Linked DNA regions of Homo sapiens: region 1 is linked to region 2. The links are chromatin contacts, found by Hi-C or POLR2A ChIA-PET in ENCODE. All regions are on one chromosome and are shown on one strand. The core of a region is the stretch at or near the end of the contact, and the rest is flanking DNA. Distances in the headings are between cores, read along the strand shown.

Region 1 (2,700 bases), core at 89-2,588, 550 kb before region 2:
TTCTCAACAACTTCATGTTCTTTCACCACCTTAATAATCAAGCATTTCCTTCCCAACAACAACTAAAGGGACCAGGAAAGACTTACAGAAGAAAGTGAAAGATTTTTATCTCACTTCAAACAGAAATTTACTTTTAGGCTGTCACTGTCTCCTCCCAGCTTATCTGAGCTAACAGGAAGCGAATGAAGGCCTGTGATTCAGCTGCAGGCAGCGGGTATGCCTGAGCAGGTCACACCCATTTGGTCTCTTTTGCCAGGAAAATAAAAAAAGAACCTAAGAGAACGGTCTTCACATTTTGAATGCGCAACATTGTATCTGTGAATGAAGGCAAGAGTTAACAGCTGTTTAATTGATAACTGCTCGCATCATTAGTTGCTGGCTAACAACTGGGAAATCAGAAAATGTCTTGTAGAAAAATGTAAGAAAAGTTCCAACAATACTGACTTAAACACGACAAAGGTGAAAACAGAAATGCTGACTCCTGCATAGGTTATCGGCCCTAATGTTCTGACTTGATATTTCCAGATGCCCAGCTCTGCGCTAATATCAACACCGTCTATTTACTTTCTACTCTGAGGCATTCGCTCTGCAGGATTCCAGACCCTACTAAATTATTCACATGGCCCCAACCGGTCCTTCCTTGTTCCGCGGTCCTAACACAATGAATGGTCCTAAGAGGAAAACGGCCTCGCGCTCCCGCTCCAGGCCCACTTCGCAGTCCCTAGTTCTCCCTACTGCCGCTCCAGTGCCAGAGCCCCTCCGAAGGCGGCCAGGACCTCCAACCACGCACAAGTCTGCAGCTCTCCCCAACTTTCCGTTCAGCTCAGTCTCCGAGGGTGCGCCAGAGCAGACACCCGGAGGAGTGGGGAGTGGCAGGGCGGGGCCGGGAGAATGCTGCCCCGGAACCCATAAATCTGGGCCCTGCCCAGGTAGGCCGGGACAGCTGGGGTGGCCTGGGCCGAGAGCCAAGAAAAGACACCCCATCTGGCAGCCCAACTTGGCGGCAACAGGTGGCCCGGCGCCCGGGGGTCTGGGAGGAAAGTCGCTCCGGGGGCGGGCCCCGTTGCCCCGCCGCGTCCCCATTGGTCATCAGGTTTCTTAAAATGTGACTCTGAATCTGTGTCCTTCCGCCGCAGAATTTAGTCCCACCGAAAGGGCAACCTGCCCGCGCGTTCCGCCGCCGCCGCCGCGCTTCCTCCTGAAGGTGACTGCGCCCGCGGGGACGCAGGGGGCGGGGCCCGGGTCGCCCGGAGCCGGGATTGGGCAGAGGGCGGGGCGGCGGAGGGATTGCGGCGGCCCGCAGCGGGATAACCTTGAGGCTGAGGCAGTGGCTCCTTGCACAGCAGCTGCACGCGCCGTGGCTCCGGATCTCTTCGTCTTTGCAGCGTAGCCCGAGTCGGTCAGCGCCGGAGGTGAGCGGTGCAGGAGGCTACGCCATCAGTCCCCACCAAGGGCCAGTCGCCCGGCTAGTGCGGAATCCCGGCGCGCCGGCCGGCCCCGGGCACGCAGGCAGGGCGGCGCAGGATCCAGGGCGTCTGGGATGCAGTGGAGCTCAGAGAGAGGAGAACGGCTCCTCACGCCTGGGGCCTGCTCTTCAGAAGTCCCCAGCGCCGTTCCTTCCAGATCAGGCGGGTCCGCCGGCTCCTTTCCCGCCCCAGCCCTACCCCCTCATTCTGGTCCCATCCTCTTCCTCCTGCCCCAATCCTCAATGCGCCTCCATCCTCGCCTGCCTTCTCTCGGTCCCTCGTGATTGATTCCACCCTTGCTTCCCCTTTCTCCGCGCCGCCTGTTCCGTGCTCGTTTTCCCCTCTTCCTCCTTAAGTCTGGTCCTTCCACCCCCTCCTCTTCAAGCTGTGCGTGTCCCCTGATTCTAATGCTTTCTGTGTAACTCATTGAAACTGCGTTCTGGTTCCCCTCCCGCGTCCATTCTCCATTCATGCGCGACCGCCCTTCCCGCGCCCCAGTTCCCTCTCGCCGCCCCTCCCCCTGCTTGCTGGTCACGTCCGCTCCCCCGCATCCCCTTCCTCGCCTGGCGTGTCCGCTCCCTCCCTCCCTCTCTGCTCTGGTCGCGCCCGCCCACTTGCTCCGGTCTCCGAGCGCGGTCCCACCCCCCTTTTCCATCACCGCCTCCCAGCTCCCAGCAGGCTCGGGCGGTGCTGAGGCCCCGTGTCCGGGGCGGGCGGGCGGAGGGCTGGGCTGGGTGCCCCGCGCGGCGGGCGGGATGCGGCGGCCCGGGGGCAGCTGGAGACTTACGTAACGTTGGCCTGCCCCGCTGCCGGGAGGCAGGGCGGTTGCCCCTGCGGCGCGGTGCCGTCCCCTGTGGCCGGGATTAGATGGGCGGCCTGCGAGGGCCTGGGAATGGCTCGGGGCCCGAGAGCTCGACCGGCCCTTGCCGGGTGGCCGCCAGGGACCACGCTCCATCTCGCCGCGGCCGGGCTGCACGTAGCGGCCGCGCCCAGGGCCCACCCCGCTTCACCGGGCGATGGCCTTGGGCCTCGTAACGGGCGGGATAAACCTCTGCAGGCTTTGCTGGGGCCTCCTGGCCCTCGCCCGTTCCGCGCCTCTCCGGCACGTTTCTTTCTTTTCCTTTCTTTTTTCTTTCTTTTTTTTTTTTTTAATTATCCGGCACATTTTTTAACAAATGCGTCCTGATTGTGGAACGCGGAGGCCGCGGGGTGGGGTGGGGATCTGGTTACGGAG
Region 2 (2,700 bases), core at 140-2,639:
TAGGCGTGACTATAAGGCCACAAAGAAAGTTAAAGGGTGGGGCTATGTGAAAGTACATTTTCCAAGGAAGAACATGAATATTGATTCAGAATTCAGACAGAAGGAGTGAGTCTTTCCCATGCTGACATTTATATGGTTTCTAATTCAGAGAATAGTGTCTGGCTTGGGGACAGAGTAGGGTAGAGTCAGGAGATGCCAAAAGTTATTCTTAAAGCTGTTGATGCTAAAACAGCCAGAGCAAAGCTAATAAAGGCGGTTCATGATGAGAGGGAGAAAGGAGGCTTATCTTCAAAGACCACCCCTTCAGTGACTTATCTGCAAGACTTCAAGGTTTAGAAGAAGAGCACAATGTGCCTAGAGTTCTGCTTAATAAAAAAGGGGAAAGGGTGCTCAACTTCTTCCATGGGAAAGTAAGGCCTGAAGAGAGAAGAGGGCAATCTTAGAAGGCAGGTTTCACATTTCTGAAGCTCTGATGCTCACGAGGAAGGAAGAGAGGCTCCCAGTGAGAGCAGTAACCATGGAGAAGCAAAGGGTGGGTCATCCCCAGCTGTTGGTTAAGAAATCTTCAAGATTACTGTTTTTCTCAGGAGTCACTTCTCTTTCATTAAGTCAACTATATTTATTAAACGTTGTTTAAACCTTAGATATCTCTTCTTGGGGCTTAGCTTGTATTAGTTCCCTAATGTGGTAGCTCAGTGATCTAACATATCACAAAAAAGCAAGACTTTGATTCAAACAGGGAAGATTTAAATGCACTTCCAAGTGGGTTAGGGAATAGGCGGATCTAGGGACAGTGTTAACCACATTGGACTTGCAGATAATGGATTCTCAGCTATTATCCTAATCCAGATAGGAGACCTGGGAGCGATTAACAGCCCTGCTGAAGATGCTGTCCTTAGGCGCTGCTGCCTAGAGTGGGCTAGGAGACAATGTTATTCCTCATGCAAGGATAGCGGTGTCAAATCACTTCCATAAAAATTCAAGACTCAGCCAGCTCAGCAACTGTTTCCTGCATTTGAGGAAAGTATCACATTAAGTGTAGGAAAACAGGTGTGGGCATTTTGCATATTTCTGAGACAGACGATACAATTAAAAGCAAAAACAAACCACAGCTTAACTATTTCCCCAGAAAATGAAAGACAAATCCATGTACAAACAGGAAAACTCAGTCTCACATTTCCAGGGTAGCTAGGTGCTAACTATCAATACAAAGCAGAAAATGTGAAACAATCAGCAGAAGGGGGTGGGGCAGAGTTGATTTCCTTTCGTTCCAGCATATCTGAAAGCTTTTCAAGGCAAAGGACTCTGAAAGTGAAAAGAAAGTCCCTGTAAACAGATGCAAGGACATCAGAGCTGTCCTAAATCAAAGGGAGGTGCGCTGTCAGACACCATGTGGAAAGTATGTAATCCAAAAGTAAGTCCAGGAGTGCTAAAACAAACAACAGCATCTTTCCAAATCACAGCAAGAGGGCACAGTCTCTTTGGCATGGAATCTTTGTTTTGTGAATATTTGGTTCTGGACAAGAGTCATAAAAGCTTTTGGTGAAGAAAAGGCAAGAACTGAGTCCAAATAAAAAACAAATACTCAATGATCACTTTCCTCATCTACCAGCATTGACGAGGAACATTCAGCCAAGAGTCAGGATATCACTTTGAGTTGTTTGTGACTTAATCGTCTCCAGGGGCTGCCATGACCTGCAGCAGGTAACAAAGCCCAGCGCAGCATCTTGTCCTGATGCCTCAGAGCTGACCATTGGTGCCTATTATATCACATGCTTAAATACTCTTTCAAAAACACACTTGAAGTGTTGGCGAGAATGTGGAGACATTGAAACTCTGGTTGGAAGATAAAATGGGGCAGTTGCTGTAGACAGCAGTTTGGCAGTTTCTCAAAAAGTTAAATATAGAGTTACCATATGACTCATCAATTCCACTCCTAGGTATATACCCAAAAGAATTGGAAGTAGTGACTCAAACAGGTAGTTGTATGCCAATGTTCATAGCGCATTATTCACAATAACCAAAAGAGAGAAACAGCCCAGGTGCCCATCAACAGATGAATGGATAAACAAAATGTGGCATATACATAAAAAAGAAATGAAATTCTGGTGCATATTACCACAGGGATGAATCTTGAAAACATTATGCTAAGTGAAATAAGCCAGACACAAAAGGACAGATACTGTGTGATTCTACTTGTATGAGGTTCCTAGAATAGGTCAGTGCATGAGGCAGAGAGTTGAAGTTACCAGGGGCTTGGAGGACGGGGAAAGAAGGGGGCTATTGTTTACTGAGTACAGCTTTTGGGATAAGAAAATATTCTGAGGCTGGGCGCAGTAGCTCACACCTGTAATCCCAGCACTTTGGGAGGCCGAGGTGGGCAGATCACGAGGTCAAGAGATTGAGACCATCCTGGCCAACATGGTAAAACCCTGTCTCTACTAAAAATACAAAAATTAGCCAGGCATGGTGGTGCATGCCTGTAGTCCCATCTACTTAAGAGGCTGAGGCAGGAGAATCGCTTGAACCCGGGAGGCAGAGGTTGCAGTGAGCTGAGATCGTGCCACCGCACTCCAACCTGGGCGACACAGCGAGACTCCGTCTCAAAAAAAAATTCTGAAAATGGATCGTGGTGATAGCAGTGAATGTACTTAATGCCACTGAATTATACACTTAACATCATTAAAATGATAAATGTTA

Evidence for each region. Hi-C counts contacts between places; a loop is a spot of excess contacts on that map. ChIA-PET counts read pairs that join two places held with the same protein, here RNA polymerase II (POLR2A). Pooled maps may share reads with other maps.
Region 1: a pooled map shows a loop between it and region 2 (6-fold over the local background). The contact joins the promoter of PKM here to the enhancer-like site in region 2. A Hi-C loop is called at or near these places in 1 of 37 single-sample maps with no recorded cell type and 5 of 50 pooled maps. POLR2A ChIA-PET finds 5 or more read pairs at or near these places in 1 of 52 experiments (activated T-cell).

The regions. Positions count from the first base shown.
Region 1 is chr15:72,229,828-72,232,527 of GRCh38, reverse strand. It overlaps PKM (pyruvate kinase M1/2), which reads left to right and starts at 1,338. Exons shown (of 11, transcript NM_002654.6): 1 at 1,338-1,412. RefSeq lists silencers at 897-1,396, 1,957-2,466.
Region 2 is chr15:71,676,205-71,678,904 of GRCh38, reverse strand. All of the region lies in intron 8 of THSD4 (thrombospondin type 1 domain containing 4), which reads right to left. Among named protein-coding and RNA genes, the nearest start is that of THSD4-AS2, 14 kb to the left of the region's middle. Within about 2 kb of position 1,389, at least 2 of the 41 ENCODE cell types and tissues checked have a DNase peak (open chromatin) inside an H3K27ac peak, as active enhancers do.